Linked DNA regions of Homo sapiens: region 1 is linked to region 2. Evidence: read pairs that join two places in POLR2A ChIA-PET (ENCODE). Cell type or tissue: OCI-LY7. All regions are shown on one strand. Links, peaks and the distances in the headings refer to the core of each region. The heading gives the core; the rest is flanking DNA.

Region 1 (8,337 bases), core at 66-8,065, 440 kb before region 2:
AAATAATGGTATATGTCAGGAGAAGGTAAATGGAATCAAGTGTTCTAAAATCAGTGCATTTTCTAGAAGTATGGAAAAAGTGATAGTTAATATTAGACTCTGGTAAGTCAAGAATACATCTTATGAGCTTTAGAATAATCATTGAGAAAATAGTAAGAAACTGTATTAGTCAGGATTCTTCAGAGAAACAGAAGTGGAGGCTTAGTAGCCTAAAAGCTGTAAGGTAGAACAACAGGCTAGAGACAAAGAAGAGTTGCAGTTTGAGTCCAAAAGCAGTCGGCTAGCAGAATTCCTTCTTGCCCATGGGAGATAAATCTTTGTTCTATTAAGGCATTGGATAAGATCTACCCACCTTATGGAAGGTAATCTGCTTTATTAAAGTCTACAGATTTAAATGTTAATCTCATCCAAAAAACACCTTCACAGAAACATTTAGAATAGTGTTTGACCAAACATTTGGCCACCAGTGGCACTGGCAAGTTGATTCATAAAATAAGCCAGGACACTATGCAATTTCCAATCTAATTTGAGCATGTGAGGAAATAAAAAATAATCTAAATGCAAGATAGAAGAGAAATAAGAACATATGATAGAGCAAATAGAAAGTTGTTATAAGATGGTAGACATAAACCCAAATATATCACTAATTACACTAAATGAAAACAGATCATAATTTAATGACAAAGATTGTTTTTGTTGCCTATTGTTATATAACAAACTACCCCAAAATTTAGTAGCTTAGGCCCAGCACGGTGCCTCACACCTGTAATCCCAGCACTTTGGGAGGCTGAGCAGGTGAATCACTTGAGGTCAGGAGTTTGAGACCAGCCTAGCTAACATGGTGAAACCCCATCTCTAATAAAAATGCAAAAAAATTAGCCAAACGTGGTTGTACCCACCTGTAGTCCCAGCTACTCAGGAGGATGAGGCACAAGAATCACTTGAACCAGGAGGTGGAGGTTGCAGTGAGCCCAGATGGTGCCACTGTACTCCAGCCTGGGCAACATAGCAAGACCCTATCTCCAAAAAAAAAAATGTAGTAGCTTAAAATCAAAACCATTTTATTATTTTTCCAGATTCTGTGGGTCAGAAATTTCAACAGGGCATAATGGAGAAGGCTCTCTCTTCTCTGGGTGATGTCCGCTGGGGCTGAAATGTTCTAGATAGCTTCTTCACTCACATGTCTAGCACCTAGCTAGGATGGCTCCAATGGCCGGGGGTTAGAACAGCTTGACTGATATCATATGTGTGGGGCCTTGGTTCTCACAATTGATTGGGTTCTTTGGTTTTTCTACAAGTAGTTCTAGGACTTCTGTTCCACATGGCCAATCCATGTAGCCTCTACAGAAAGATAGCCGACTTCTTACATGCAAGCTCAGAGTTCCCAAGAAGATTAGGTTTAGAACTAACACACTGTCACTTCTGTTACATTCTATCAGATAAAGGAAATAACAGGCCTAGAGTCAAGAGGAGGAAACTACATAAGGGTGTAAATACTAGGAAGTAGGATGAACCTGGGGCCACCAATTGATGTAACCAACTACCACAGATTGTCACTGGGCAAAAATAACCACACGCTCTTTACAAGGGGCATAATCTAGAACATAAAAATACAGAAAGTTTGAAAGTAAAAAATAGAAAAAAAGTAAACCATGCAAAATTACCAAAAGGAAGCTGGAATAGCTAAATTAAGTAGATACTAAGACAAAAAGTACTGGGGCCGGGCACGTTGGCTCACGCCTGTAATCCCAGCACTTTGGGAGGCCGAGGCGGGCGGATCACGAGGTCAGGAGATCGAGACCATCCTGGCTAACACGGTGAAACCCCATCTCTACTAAAAAATACAAAAAAAATTAGCCAGGTGTGGTGGCAGGCACCTGTAATCCCAGCTGCTCGGGAGGCTGAGGCAGGAGAATGGCATGAACCCAGGAGTTGGAGCTTGCAGTGAGCCGAGATCACGCCACTGTACTCCAGCCTGGGCAACAGAGTGAGACTCCGTCTCAAAAAAAAAAAAAAAGACGAAAAGTACTGCTGGAGTGAAAGGGAGACTCTTCATAATAATGAAGACTTAATTTGCCAGGAAGATAAAAATATTCTAAATTTGTATTCCTCCAATAACATAACCTCAAAATATATAAAGCAAAAATTACAGAACTACGAGGAATAAAAAATCCAGAATTTTAGGAGGAGATGTTAACATATTCAGTTACTGATAAAACAGGCAGACAAAAAATTCAGTGACTATGGGTCTGAACAATGCTATTAGCAAAGTTAAGTATAAGGACATATGGAATACTTTTCTACAGTCCTTTACACATGAAGAAATTCATTAGTTTATGTTATTTCTGCTTTGGCTCATGAAGCTGGTAAGGATATCAGAGGATCCTGAGCCTTCAGGCTGCTTAGAATCTATCCCTATTTTACAGATAGACTGTGTACCTTTACCTCATTCATTAAATAAACATATTAACTACTGACTATGTTCCAGGCCCTGCACTTAGTACAGAGATGAAAATAGTAGTTAAAACTACAGACAAGCAAATCAGAAAATATAATTGCAGTATACAAGTGCAGTGATAGAGCTTTACATAAGTAGTAATGGGAATCAAGTCCTAACTCAGCCCTGGGAGATGTCTGAACAAAGATTGAAGAGAGAAGAATATAGAGTAGAGGTAGGAATGGGAGTGGTAGAAGGAGGGGTGGAACCATATCTAGCAAAGCCTAGTGGGGAAAGAGCATGATTATTCAAGTCAGAGAACTGCCAGTCATTTGGAATGTCTGGAATACAAAAGGTTGCTCAAGTTAGGGATTATCTGGTTGCAAGAAACAGAAACTCATGCCAGCTGGCTAAAGTAGGAGAAATGAATATAAAAATAGGCAGGGATTATGTGAGACACAACTGTGGGAAGCACAGCCAACATTAACAAGAACTCTCCCCTTTCTCTCTCTCACCATCTAGTCTTGGCTTTTCTTTGTGTGTCTGTTTCACTCTCTGCTCACTTATAGGCTTACATGTGGCCCATTATGGCTGTCCCAGATACGGGCCTTGGCTCTCCACCTCTGCTACCAACCCACTTTGTCTAACTTTCCTGCTTAGCAACCCACAGTTATTACCTAACACAGCCTCAGGGTCCCACTTCCAAATTCCCAGGAGCCGTAATCAGAGTGATGCAGCTTCTACATGCTTGTATATCAGGGGTCAGCAAACTATGGCCCTGGGGGCCAAATCTAGCCTGCCTTCCACTTTTGTAAATAAAGTTTTAATTGAACATAGCCACACACATTCATTAACATACTATTTATGGCTGCTTTGGCACTACAAAGACAGAGTTGTGCAACTGAGACAGAAAACCAATGGACCGTAAGGCTGAAAACATTTACTATGGCGACCTTTACAGAAAAAGTTTGCTGGCCAGGCACGGTGGCTCACGCCTGTAATCCCAGTACTTTGGGAGGCCTAGGCGAGTGGATCACCTGAGGTCAGCAGTTCAAGACCAGCGTGGCCAACATGGTGAAACCCCGTCTCTACTAAAAATACAAAAACTACCCGGGCATGGTGGTGCGAACCTGTAAATCCCAGCTACTTGGGAGGCTGAGGCAGGAGAATCGCTTGAACCCGGGAGGCAGAGGTTGCAGTGAGCCGAGATCACGCCACTGCGCTCCAGCCTGTGCAACAGAGTGAGACTCTGTCTCAAAAAAAAAAAAAGTTTGCTGACTTTGCAGTAAACAGGTCATGTGGAGGTATAGAGCTGTATAAAGATTTACAGGGCATCAGCTCTGGTAATGGAAGCTCTGAAAGTGGATAACCCCTTTGTGTCTTCAAAAAAAAGGATAATGGTGGGGAAAGAAACTGTGGCTGTGGAAGTATTTTGAGAAAGGAACGGGTTGCAAACTAACACAGGAAAGAAAATAATCAGTCTCAAGTGTATGCTAAATGTTTTACACAACGGGTGAAAGGGTAAAAGACTGTAACTTCTTACTCTGGAGAAATTCATTAAGATGCTAAATTTAGGAGCGCGTGTCACCTGTTGTCACCTGTAACTGCCTTTAAATAACTCACTTGTGGCAAATTTCCCAGACCCTCCAAGCATAGCTCTTGCTGAGATGAACTGGCTGAGGCATAATATTTGCTGACTGTACAAAGATTTTTAAATGCATGTCCAGAAGGTTAAATATTGTTTACCTTCCAGAGAGAGAGAGAGAGAGAGAGAGAAGGTACTGAGAGAAAGAGACGGGTAAATAGAAAGAGGCAGATAGACTGAGACTTGCTCAGGGAGGAGAAAATAAAATCTAGAATTTACCATTTTGGTAAATTTAAGATCATTGTGGGGAAATCTTTGTTAAGAAACACTTTTTCTGGGTGAGTAGAAAAAATATTAGATTTTTTAAAACCCTAAGATTCATGGCCAGGTGCGGTGGCTCATGCCTGTAATCCCAACACTTTGGGAGGCCGAGGCAGGTGGGTCACTTGAGGGCAGGAGTTCGAGACCAGCCTGGCCAACATGGTGAAACCCCGTCTCTACTAAAAATACGAAAAATTAGCTAGGTGTGGTGGCGAACACCTGTAGTCCCAGCTACTCAGGAGGCTGAGGCAAGAGAATCGCTTGAACCCGAGAGGCAGAGGTTGCAGTGAGCCGAGACTGCACTACTGCACTTCAGCCTGGGTGACAGAGCAATACTCTGTCTCAAACAAAACAAAACAAACCCCTAAGCTTCAGATCCTTACTACTCCAAGTGTGGCCCAAGCACACTCAGCGGTGTTGGCATCACCAGGAAGTTTATTAGAAATGCCAAATCCCGGCTGGGTGTGGTAACTCATGCCTGTAATCCCAAAGCTTTGGGAGGCCAAAGCGGGTGGATCATCTGAGGTCAGGAGTTCGAGATCAGCCTGACCAACATAGTGAAACCCTGTCTCTACTAAAAATACAAAAATTATCTGAGTATGGTAGTGGCACGCTCCTGTAATCCCAGAGATTAGAGAGGCTGAGGCAGGAGAATCACTCCAACCCGGGAGGCGGAGGTTGCAGTGAGCTGAGATCATGCCACTGCACTCCAGCCTGGGCAACACAGTGAGACCCTGTCTCAAAAAAAAAAAAAGAAAAGAAAAAGAAATGCAAAATCCCTGGCCCCATTCTAGACCCAGTGAATAAGAACCTGCATTTTAAAAATCCCATAAATGATTCTGTTAAGAAAAAGTTATTCAATGACACTTGTTAAAGCATGGTAAGGCAGACTTTATTCAGAACCATCATGATAGGTATAGGGACCACTGCAATGAGATTTTACAGTGGGGATGAGAGACTGGGCTCAACTCAGAATACAGCAGGACAAGTGGGAATTTATAGCCAAGGAGCAGGTAGGGGCCAGTGGATGAAAAATTACTAAGAGCAAACATCGGCAGTAAGGAGGATTCTGGCTAAACTAACCTAAGAAGGTTTCTTCTGCTATAGACATCCTCTATAATCAGACATCCTCTGGAGGATGGCAGAGGATGAAGAATCCAGTCAGATACTAAAGGTGGGGGAGGTTCTTGCTAAACTGACGTAGCAGAGTTCTTTGCTAAAAATGGACTTTACAAGACAGTGTACAAATATGCTGGAAGAAGGTTTGGTCGAGCAGAGAATTTTTGTCAATTCTAATTACATTAAAGTAAGAGAAGCAATGAATTAGTACAGTAGTTTTCAGATGGTTTAAAATGGAACAGTTGTTTTGTTTCATATTCTTTGAATGAAATCTTTCATAAAGCCCAATTCATAAAATAGATCAAAGTAGACCTGTTCTGATTGAAGATGGGAGGATACTGGAAGGCAGGGAAGGGCTGGAAAACCCAGGTATGTTTATTCGATGTTCCTCCAAGAACACAGTTTGAAAACCACTGATCTAACAGAATGAGCAGAAGTAATAGAATCCTCAGGCCCAGGGTCTGTTAAACTACCAGGCTGTTTTCCAGCTCCACCTCATTGAGAACTACTACAATGAATCCATGTTAGGGATGAGACATGTCCTGTTTTGAAAGAGTACACATTTTTAAAAACTTGGGAATCACTGATATAGATCACATTTTTCAACTCAGAAATAAAGCGGCCAGGTGCTGTGGCTCACACCTGTAATCCCAGCACTTTGGGAGGCCAAGACAAGCAGATCACTTGAGGTCAAGAGTTTGAGACCAGCCCGGCCAACATGGTGAAACACCCTCTCTACTAAAAATACAAAAAATTAGCTGGGCATGGTGGCTTATGCCTGTAATCCCAGCTACATGGGAGGCTGAGGCAGGAGAATTGTTTTAGCCTGGGAGACAGAGGTTGCAGTGAGCTGGGATTGCGACACTGCACTCCAGCCTGGGCAACAGAGCAAGACTTCGTCTCAAAATAAATAAATAAAGCATCTAGGGCTCAGAAGGTGACCATTTAAACTTCATTAAAACACAGCTACATTTAAAGCTATACTAATTGCTAACAAAAGAAACAAACCTAATATTCAATAAATCTTAGGGACGGGGACCTGCCAAGATGGCAAAATAGGAACAGCTCTGGTCTGCATCTCCCAGCGGGACCAATGCAGAAGGTGGATGATTTCTGCATTTCCAACTAAAGTACCCTGTTCATCTCACTGGGACTGGTTAGACAGTGGGTGCAACCCATGGAGGGCGAGCAGAAGCAGGGTAGGGCATCGCCTCACCTGAGAAGTGCAAGGGCTGGAACCTCCCTCCCCTAGCCAAGGAAAGCCAAGAGGGACTGTGCTATCCCGCCGAGATACTATGCTTTTCCCACGGTTTTTGCAACCTGCAGACCAGGAGATTCCCTTGTGTGCCTACACCACCAGGGCCCTGGGTTTCAAGCACAAAACTGGGCAGCTGTTTGGGCAGACACCAAGCTAGCTGCAGGAGTTTTTTTTTTTTTTTTTTTTGGACCCCAGTGGTGCTTGGAACCCCAGCGAGAGAACCATTCACTCCTCTGGAAAGGGGCCTGAAGCCAGGGAGCCAAGTGGTCTTGTTCAGCGGGTCCCACTCCCACGGAGCCCAGCAAACTAAGAACCTCTGGCTCAAAATTGTTGCTGCCAGAACAGCAGTCTGAAGTCAACCAGGGACAATCAAGCTTGGTGGGAGGAGAGGCATCCGCCATTACTGAGGCTTGAGTAGGTGGTTTTCCCCTCACACTGTTAAGGAAGCCACCCAGAAGTTTGGACTAGGCAGAACTCACTGCAGCGCAGAAAAACGGCTGTGGCCAGATTGCCTCTCTAGATTCCTCCTCACTGGGCAGGGCATCTCTGAAAGAAAGGCAGCAGCCTGAGTCGGGCTTATAGATAAAACTCCCATCTCAGTGTGACAGAGCAGCTGGGGGAAGGGGCAGCTGTGAGCACAGCTTCAGCAGACTTAAACGTTCCTGCCTGCTGGCTCTGCAGAGAGCAGCAGATCTCCCAGCACAGTGCTCGAGCTCTGCTAAGGGACAGTCTGCCTCCTCAAGTGGGTCCTTGACCCCCATGCCTCCTGACTGGGAGACACTTCCCAGCAGGGGTGGACAGGCACCTCATACAAGAGAGTTCCAGCTGGCCTCAGGTGGGTGCCCCTCTTGGATGAAGCTTCCAGAGGAAGGAGCAGGCAGCAATCTTTGCTGTTCTACAGCCTCTGCTGGTGATACCCAGGCAACAGGGTCTGGAGTAGACTTCCAGCAGACCTGCAGAAGAGGGGCCTGCCTGTTAGGAGGAAAACTAAGAAACAGAAAGCAATATCAATATCAACAAAATGGATGCCCACAAAAAAACCCCATCCAAAGGTCATCAGCATCAAAGATCAAAGGTAGATAAATCCACGAAGATGAGGAAAAACCAGCACAAAAATGCTGAAGATTCCAAAAACCAGAATGGCTTTTCTCCTCCAAATGATCGCAGCTACTCTCCAGCAAAGGCACAAAACTGGACGGAGAATGAGTTTGATGAACTGACAGAAGGAGGCCTCAGAAGGTGGGTAATAACAAACTCCTCTGAGCTAAAGGAGCGTGTTCTAACCCAATGCAAGGAAGCTAAGAACCTTGATAAAAGGTTGCAAGAACTGCTAACTAGAATAACCAGTTTAGAGAAGAATATAAATGACCTGATGGAGCTGAGAAACACAGCACGAGAACTTCGTGAAGCATATACAAGTATCAATAGCTGAATCGATCAAGTGGAAGAAAGGATATCAGAGATTGAAGATCAACTTAATGAAATAAAGCGTGAAGACAAGATTAGAGAAAAAAGAATGAAAAGGAATGAACAAAGCCTCCAAGAAATATGGGACTATGTGAAAAGACCAAAAGTACGATTGATTGGTGTACCTGAAAGCGATGGGGAGAATGGAAT
Region 2 (8,337 bases), core at 14-8,013:
TGTTCATTAGAAGTCACTAAGCTCAACCAATACTTAAGGGGAGGAGTATCAATACTCAAGGAAGAGGAGTATCAAAGCATTTGTGGACTTTCTAAAACCCCTGCGGAGGATAATGCCAAGTGTTAGTGAGCGTAGACTTTGCAGCCATTCTGGAGCTCAAGTAGTAGTATGTGCATGTCCTATGATCCAGTAATTTCATTTTTAGACATCTCAGAGTATTTGTAAGAGTTTCATAAAGGGATATGTACATGGGTATTCATTGCCATATTATTTGTAGTGGCAGGAAGTTGGTGACAGCCTGTGTGTTCCACATATCAGTCTGAATGTAGATAAGTAAAATTTGTGAGTGCTCATACTAGCTTTTCTAGTGCTACCATATCAAACTGCCACACACTGGGAGCTTGAAACAACAGAAATTTATTCTCTTACACTTCTGTTTAAAATCAAAGTAGCAGCAGCACCATGATTCTTTGAGAATCTGGGTAGAATCTTTCCTTGCCTATTTGTAGATTATGGTAGTAGCTGTTAATCCTTGGTATTCCTTGGTTTGCAGCTGCATCACTTCAGTCTCTGCCTCTTGTCACATAGCATTCTCCCTCTGTGTTTGTCTTCACATTGGCACTTTCCTCTTTTTATGAGGACACTAGTCCTATTGAATTAGGCCCCACCCTAAAGACCTCCCTTAACTTGCATTTTCAAAGACCCTATTTCCAAATATGGCCACGTTCACAGGTATCAGGGATTAGGACATAATACCATTTTAAGAGGCACAATTCAGCCCACACACAGAGACTATGTAGCAATCAGAAGCAACTCTTTAGATTTATGGGTAGTACAGAGCAGAAAACTTAAGAAGCAGAATGAGATGGTAAGTAGCAATAACACTAATTTAAAAATCCATGTGTATTAGGGTTCTCTGGAGAAGCAGAACTCAATAGGCTATATTCATAGGGAGAGAGAGAGACACTCAGGAGAGCTGATGGTACAGATGAACACCGAAGGCAGTTGACTGGAGAATTCCTTCTTGCTTGGAGAGGCCTTTGTGTTTTATTCAGATCTTCCACTGAATGGATAAGGCCCACCCACATGGGAGGCAGTCAGCTTACTCAGAGTTCACCAATTTAAATTCTAATCTTGGCCAGGCTTGGTGGCTCACTCCTATAATCCCAGCACTTTGGGAGGCCAGGGTGGGTGGATCACCTGAGGTCAGGAGTTCAAGACTAGCCTGGCCAACATGGTGAAGCCCCTGTCTCTACTAAAAATAAAACAATTAGCCAGGTCATACTTCCACCTAATAGGATATGACTATCCTGTTTATGACCAAAAGTGTACTAACCCTTGCCCCAAAAAAGGATGCAAAACACGTGAGTGGGGTTTGCTCTTCTTGAAATCCTATAACTTACATACTATGTGGTATTTATAACTACCTTCTTTATAACTTCTTTATAACTACCACTACCCATTCTGTACTCTTTTTGCCTTCAGCAAGTACTTCAGCTGGCCGTGGATCTTTACCTGGTGGGATAACCCAAACCTTCATTCCTGATGTGTCTGGGCCATTAGTAGTCCCACCTGAATTGGGTTGTTGTAGTTTTCCATTGCATTTGATTAGAGGGCATGGTACTGCTAAGAGAGTTGCCTTAGGGGATCTCCTGTATTTCAGATATAACTTTTCCTTTCCTTCATTGTAGAGTTAGTTACCGCTTGGTTGTCAAGATCAGTCACTCCAGCCAGCACAATAACACCCTTCTTTGCCAGTTGATTCAAAGGCATAAGGAGTCCAAAATGGCCAGGTGGCAGTCTTAACTTCCAGTGAAATCATTATTGTGTCTCTTGATAAAAGCCTAGAACTAAAACTTTTAGGCCAGCAGAGCATAAGCTCACAGAGACAAGAAGCAGAAATTTCGTTAGTGAGTTACTATGGGTAATAAATAAGTGGTGTCACTCCTATTTCCACCGTTTGTTTCCTGGACCTGTGAATTCTGGCCGTGGAAGAAATAACACTGTATATAGCACACTGATTCAGAACACACAGTCTCCTGTAGAACTTTGCCTCAACCCTACAAAGTATTGCCACCTAGCTAACGTTGTAACTGAATCTTCAAAAGGCCACTTCTTTGTTCTGTGAAGCCAGCTGCTTCAGGATGCTGGGAACGGGGTAAGACCAGCGAATTCCATGAACATGGGCCCATTGCTGCCTTTCATTTGCTGTGAAGTGTCTATGCCAGTGAGAACAAATGTTGCCTTTTTCATCATGGAAATGGTCCAGTGTAATCCACCTGCCACTAGGTACCTGGCTGATCACCCCAGGAAATGGTACTATATTGGGGGCTAAGTATTGGCCTCTGCTGCTACCAAATTGGACGCTCAACAGCAGCCATAGCCAAATCAACCTTGGCAAGTAGAAGTCCCTGTTGCTAAGCCCATGTATAACCTCCATTCCTCCCAGTATGGCCACTTTGTTTATGAGCCTACTGGGCAATGACAACAATGGTTGGGGAACTGGAATTTTAAAACAAAAATATGGAATGTGGGCGATTAAAGTAGAGAGCTGTCAGTCTGGGAGGTCCAACTCTCAAATATTAGGAGTTCCAGAAATAAAAAATTGAGAAGTAATTCAAACAAATATTTCAAGAAAATTTCTCAAAAATAAAGTACATGAATTTGCAATTGGAAGGGCCCAGCAAGCATTCATGACAGTGAATGTTAAAAGGCCCACACTGTGGCATATTGTGAAATTTCAGGGTACCCAGGAATAATGAGAAGAACATGAAAGCTTCCAGAGATTTCACATAGTCTTGATTCCCAGCTTTTTTTTTTTTTTTTTTTTGGAGGTAGAGTCTTGCTCTACCCCCAGGCTGTAGTGCAGTGGCGCGATCTCGGCTCACTGCAACCTCCGCCTCCCGGGTTCAAGTGATTCTCCTGCCTCAGCCTCCTGAATAGCTGGAATCCCAGCTGCTTTATACATTTCGGACCATCCAGTAACACTGGCTTGAATTCTGACATGGCAGTAGTTGTCCAGGGATTTGCAGTGGGTAAGGATTGTGTGGGCCTTAAGTTCTTCAGTTCTCTGCCTCCTCTGATGTTAATGTTTTACTTCACTCACTTTCTTTACCTGTGATCTTCAGGCATTTAAGTATATGACTCTTGCTAACTGTTTGGCCCATATTCAGAGACTTAAAAAAAATTGTTGTTTCTAATTATTGGACATGAGAAACTAACATGGGATGAATTAATGGGTTTTTTTAAAGCCTCAAATTTGGGCTGACATTGTCATCTCTATTTCCCTGGAAATGTACTATGTCTTTAGGAGAATATGTATGTATGTATGTATCCATGTCTACATAGATAACAATATGCAGATAATGTGTGTCAGTTCTTTATTGACTTACTCCAGGCATTTGATATAGATTCCCCTGGAATCTGGAAGTTTATGTTTGTGATTTCAGTGAAGCTTAAGGTCCTGATGTTCTTAAGTGATCAAATGGCCATTAGAATTAATAATTTCTCAAATCTATATCACTAAAAACATTTAACCTTTTTCATATGTGTCGTTAGACTGGGACTTACAGTAATCATTTATACTGCTTAGTAATTATTTTTGGCTCTCCTCCATCTGGCACTTCCTGACCCCTTTGTCATTGGGCCGTGTGAACAGTTCTGACCAAAGAGTTGTGAATGGAAGTTGGTGTGTCACTTCCAGGCCAATCATTTAATTGCCAGTATGAGAACTTCCAGAACTCTCTTTTATTTCTGCTGCTGCAACTAGCAGTGTTTCAAAAGAATAGCTGCTCCATAAGCTGAGTTCCAGTGGAGGATGATTCTATGGAGCAGAGCTCTTCACTAACTCAGGATAAACATGTAAAGTGAACAACAAATAAATCTTTGTTGTTTTAAGCTAGACTGGAGATTTTCGGGATTTGTTACTGCAGCTTAAACTAGCCTATCTGACTGATACTGCACTGTACCAATAAAGAGAGGAGAGAATAATGAAATTAAGTAATTAAAGCAATTAATTAAATGAAGCAATGTTAGACAAAATCTGGAACCTGGGAGCAATTAGATTTTTAGTTTTCAGGTAGCTTATTTATAAGTTGTGAGTATCATCAGAGGGCCTTAATTCTTAGATATTGCAACTCTGTTTTTGAGTACATATAAAAGATGCCAGAGAACACAAAACATTTTGCAGAGTCAGAACAGTGTTCATATTTAAAAGTAGTCTGAAGATGATCAAGGCTCATCATGGAGAATCCTGGCTGTTATCAAAGTATGTTTGGAGGGTGGGTATTTTTTCTCAAAGTGACATGCAGCTGAAAGGTTTTAGGAAAACTTGCTAGCATAGGCCGGGCGCAGTGGCTCACGCCTGTAATCCCAGCACTTTGGGAGGCCGAGGTGGGCAGATCACGAGGTCAGGAGATCGAGACCATCCTGGCCAACATGGTGAAACCTCATCTCTACTAAAAATATAAACATTAGCTGGTCATGGTGGTGCGCGCCTGTAATCCTAGCTACTCGGGAGGCTGAGGCAGGAGAATCGCTTGAACCCGAGAGGCGGAGTTTGCAGTGAGCTTAGATCACGCCACTGTACTCCAGCCTGGCGACAGAGCAAGACTCCGTCTCAAAAGAAAAAAAAAAAAACAAACTTGCTAGCGTAGATATGTGTAACAGAACACATCATTTTGGGACGCAGTTTTTTAGTGCTGGAAGAACTTTTAGATACCCTGTAACACAGCACCCTCATTTTGTAGATGTTGTATGTTATAAAAGATGAGATAGAGTGTATTTGAATTACCTGCTTTCCACGTTATTTTTGGGTTTTGAATCATTTTTATTTCCCTTTCCCACTTTTTTTTTTTTTTTTTTTTTTGAAGCAGAAGGGGTCTGACTTGTCCAGGCTGAAGTGCAGTGGCAAGATCCTAGGTCACTGCAGCCTCAAACTCCTGGGCTCAGGAGTTCCTCCTGCTTCAGCCTTTCAAGTAGCTGCTACAGTTGTGTGCCACCATGCCCAGCCAATTTTTTTTCGGTAGAGATGGGAGTCTTGCTATGTTGCCCAGATTGGTCTTGAACTCCTGGCTGCAAGTGATTCTTCCTGCCTCAGCCTCCCAACGTGCTGGGATTATAGGCATGAGCCACTGTACCTGACCCCAGCTAATGTTTTTAAAAGTATCTTTGCTGATTATTTGTTTTTCCTTTGTTTCCTTCTTTCTCCCTTTATCATAGTTAATCCTCACAGTGGTTCTCAGAAGTAAATATTTTTCTGCCATTTTACCCATGTGGAAACTGAGGCTCAATGAGGCTGAGTGTCTGCCCACAATCATATAGCTAAGTATTGGGGCTGGTATTTGAACACATTTTGTTGACTCTAATAATATCCCATGTTGTTTCCACCAGTGTCTTAAATTTATTTAAGATTTTTACACAAATGTAGAGTGTTTTTACTTTGTATGACTATTAATTAAAATTAGATCTGCCAGAGTGACAGGAAACCCAAAACAACAGTTGTTTAACAAGATAGAAGTTTATTCCTCTCTGTTGTGATGAAAGTCTACAGGTAAGCATCTAGAGTTGGTATGAAGGCTCCACTATGACATTAGGGACCTAGGCCCCTGTTTTATTTATTAGTCTGCAGTCTGTAAACACAGCCTTTATGGTTCAAACTATTTGTTCACTCTCCAACATTCTTTCTAGCAGGAAGCAGAAAGGGTGAAGAAGGGCCTTCTTTCTTTCTTTTAGAACATATCTCAGAAGTCATACAGGACACCTGTAGCCCATTGGCCATGTAGCCCATTGGCCAAAACCTAGTCAGATGGCCAACTCAGTAATAAGAGCAGCTGAGAAATGTGAGCTTTATTCAAGATGTTCATCTGTGCAGGTTAAAATCTGGGTTCTATCACCGAAGGGGTAAATAGATTTGGGGTGATAGCAGTTTCTGTCACAAAGATACAATCAGGTTCTGCTGCAGTTTGTTTATTGATGGGTATTTATTGAGCACTTATTACCTGCCAGACACTGTGGTTCATGTATATCTACAATTAACACAACTCTGTTAATTCCTGTGGAAACAGGAAACAGTTCAGGAAATTTTTAGTTTAAGAAAATTTTACTCTATAAATAGGTTTAAACTAACAAGCGCCCAGGTGTTTTGTTTGTACACGTAGAATGAAAGTCTTGTCAAGTGTTACACTAATATTTTACTTAAAGTATTGTTGGCAAATAAATGAGGAAAGAGTGTTCTTGTCTCACATAACAAATAGACTATTATAATACATGTTGATTCATTTAGTAGAAGTAAATTTCAAGGCTTTGCTTCTTTTCAATTCTGTCACTTGATGTGGGTGAAAATACCTAATTCATAGATATGTCATTGCCCTAGTGAGTAAGTTAGTGATTTACCTGACCTCTGTGGACTTTTATTCATCTTGACAGAGCCTCTATTGTTTGTTTATAACATAAATAATTTATTAAATCTAGTCTCTTATTTACCATTATTTAATCTAGATTCTTGTTTATTTTTGTCTTTTTTGTGAGATGGAGTTTTACTCTTGTCGTCCAGCCTGGAGTGCAGTGGTGAGATCTTGGCTCACTGCAACCTCTGCCTCCCGGGTTCAAGCAATTCTCCTGCCTCAGCCTCCCGAGTAGCTGAGATTACAGGCATGCACCACCACACCAGGCTAATTTTGTATTTTTAGTAGAGATGGGGTTTTGCCATGTTGGCCAGGCTGGTCTTGAACTCCTGACCTCAGGTGATCTGCCTGCCCTGGCCTCCCAAACTGCTGGGATTACAGGCGTGAGCCACCACGCCCAGCCAATTCCTGTCTTTAATTATGAGTTGTTCAAAGGTAGTTTCTGTCTCTTTCATTATATGTTTTCTCATGAAATACCGTGAGTACTTAATAAATGCTTTTTTATATTTAATGAATAGGAACATTTAATTAGGAGGGATTCTGTTTAACTACCATAGTTATGTTAGTCTTATAACTGTGAAGATCAATGAAGTCACATGCCTTTGTAAACATGACCAAATTACCAGCTTTTTAATGGAAATAAATTAAAAATTCCAGCACATATGCCGTATTGTAACTTGACTACCATTTTGTTCAAAATAGCAAAACCCTAAATCCAGCTTTAGATTTATTGATTTGTCTTTATGGGGTTTTGGTTTTTTTTTTTTTGAGACAGAGTCTCACTCTGTCTCCCAGGTTGGAGTGCATTGGCACAATCTTGGCTCACTGCAACCTCCACCTCCAGGGTTCAAGCAATTCTCCTGCCTCAACCTCCCAATTAGCTGGGATTACAGGCATGTGCCACCATACCCAGCTTATTTTTATATTTTTAGTAGATATGTGGTTCCACCCTGTTAGCCAGGCTGGTCTCAAACTCCTGACTTCAAGTGATCTGCCCACCGTAGGCAGGGATTATAGGCATGAGCCACCGCACCCGGCCTTTGTGTTCTAGAGGAGGATGCTATATTTCTTCAGATTTAACCAATTCCTTGAAAAACTGTTATGCCATAACCCCAAAATATTAGGTCTAGTGAGAACTAGGGGAAACTTTTGAAATAAAGTTACCACTTTTATTTAGGTACTTCATAAATTAGGAGCTGTCTGTAGACCCTTTCTTTAAAGAAGAGTTTATTAAACTAATGCCTTTATGATTTGATTATAGGTTTCGCTTAAGTTTTCTTTAGCTGTGTTGTTTCAGAGCCATGTAAACGAGCTGTTTAAGAGCACTTGTAGACATTAAAGTATATTTTTATTTAATTCTGTTTCTCTGTTGGCCTGAAAGCAGAATATCTTTTATAAAATCAACTAGTGATTATTCCTAACAAGAAAGTGTAAATAGAATTCTAATTTAATAATTAGCTCATTAGCTCTCCTATAGCATTTTTAACTTGAGACTACTATATGTTGAGCTAACCTAACAACAATGTTTTGGTTTTATTTTCTATATTGAAATAGATTTGAAGGCAAGGGGAAAACTTTTGTTTCGTTTTGTTTTGTGTGTGTATGGTGGTTTTTTTTGTTTTGTTTTTGTTTTTTTGTTTTTTTTTTTTTTTTGAGACACAGTTTTACGCTTGTCACCCAGGCTGGAGTGTGATGGCGCGATCTCAGCTCACTGCAACTTTCACTTCCGGGGTTCAAGCGATTCTCCTGCCTTAGCCTCCCAAGTAGCTGGGATTACAAGCATGCGCCACCACACCCAGCTAATTTTTGTACTTTTAGTAGAGATGGGGTTTCACCATGTTGGTCAGGCTGGTCTCAAACTCCTGACCTCAGGTGATCTGTCCACCTCAGCCTCCGAAAGTGCTGGGATTACAGGTGTGAGCCACCACGCCCG

The links. ChIA-PET counts read pairs that join two places held together with the same protein. Peaks named below come from ENCODE experiments on the same cell type or tissue, not always from the same donor. Only the 100,000 strongest peaks of a DNase experiment are listed, where the experiment ranks them.
Region 1: POLR2A ChIA-PET joins it to region 2 with 17 read pairs; 4 of 35 experiments call an interaction of 5 or more read pairs at or near these places.

Annotation. Positions count from the first base shown.
Region 1 is chr2:48,301,557-48,309,893 of GRCh38, reverse strand. No RefSeq gene overlaps it. Among named protein-coding and RNA genes, the nearest start is that of FOXN2, 9.0 kb to the left of the region's middle. In OCI-LY7, for the core only: no CTCF peak of the experiment used is centred there; no DNase peak of the experiment used is centred there.
Region 2 is chr2:47,862,776-47,871,112 of GRCh38, reverse strand. All of the region lies in intron 1 of FBXO11 (F-box protein 11), which reads left to right. Among named protein-coding and RNA genes, the nearest start is that of FBXO11, 40 kb to the left of the region's middle. RefSeq lists a silencer at 929-1,223. In OCI-LY7, for the core only: no CTCF peak of the experiment used is centred there; a DNase peak (open chromatin) is centred at 3,632; H3K4me3 peaks cover 1,224 bases; H3K27ac peaks cover 949 bases.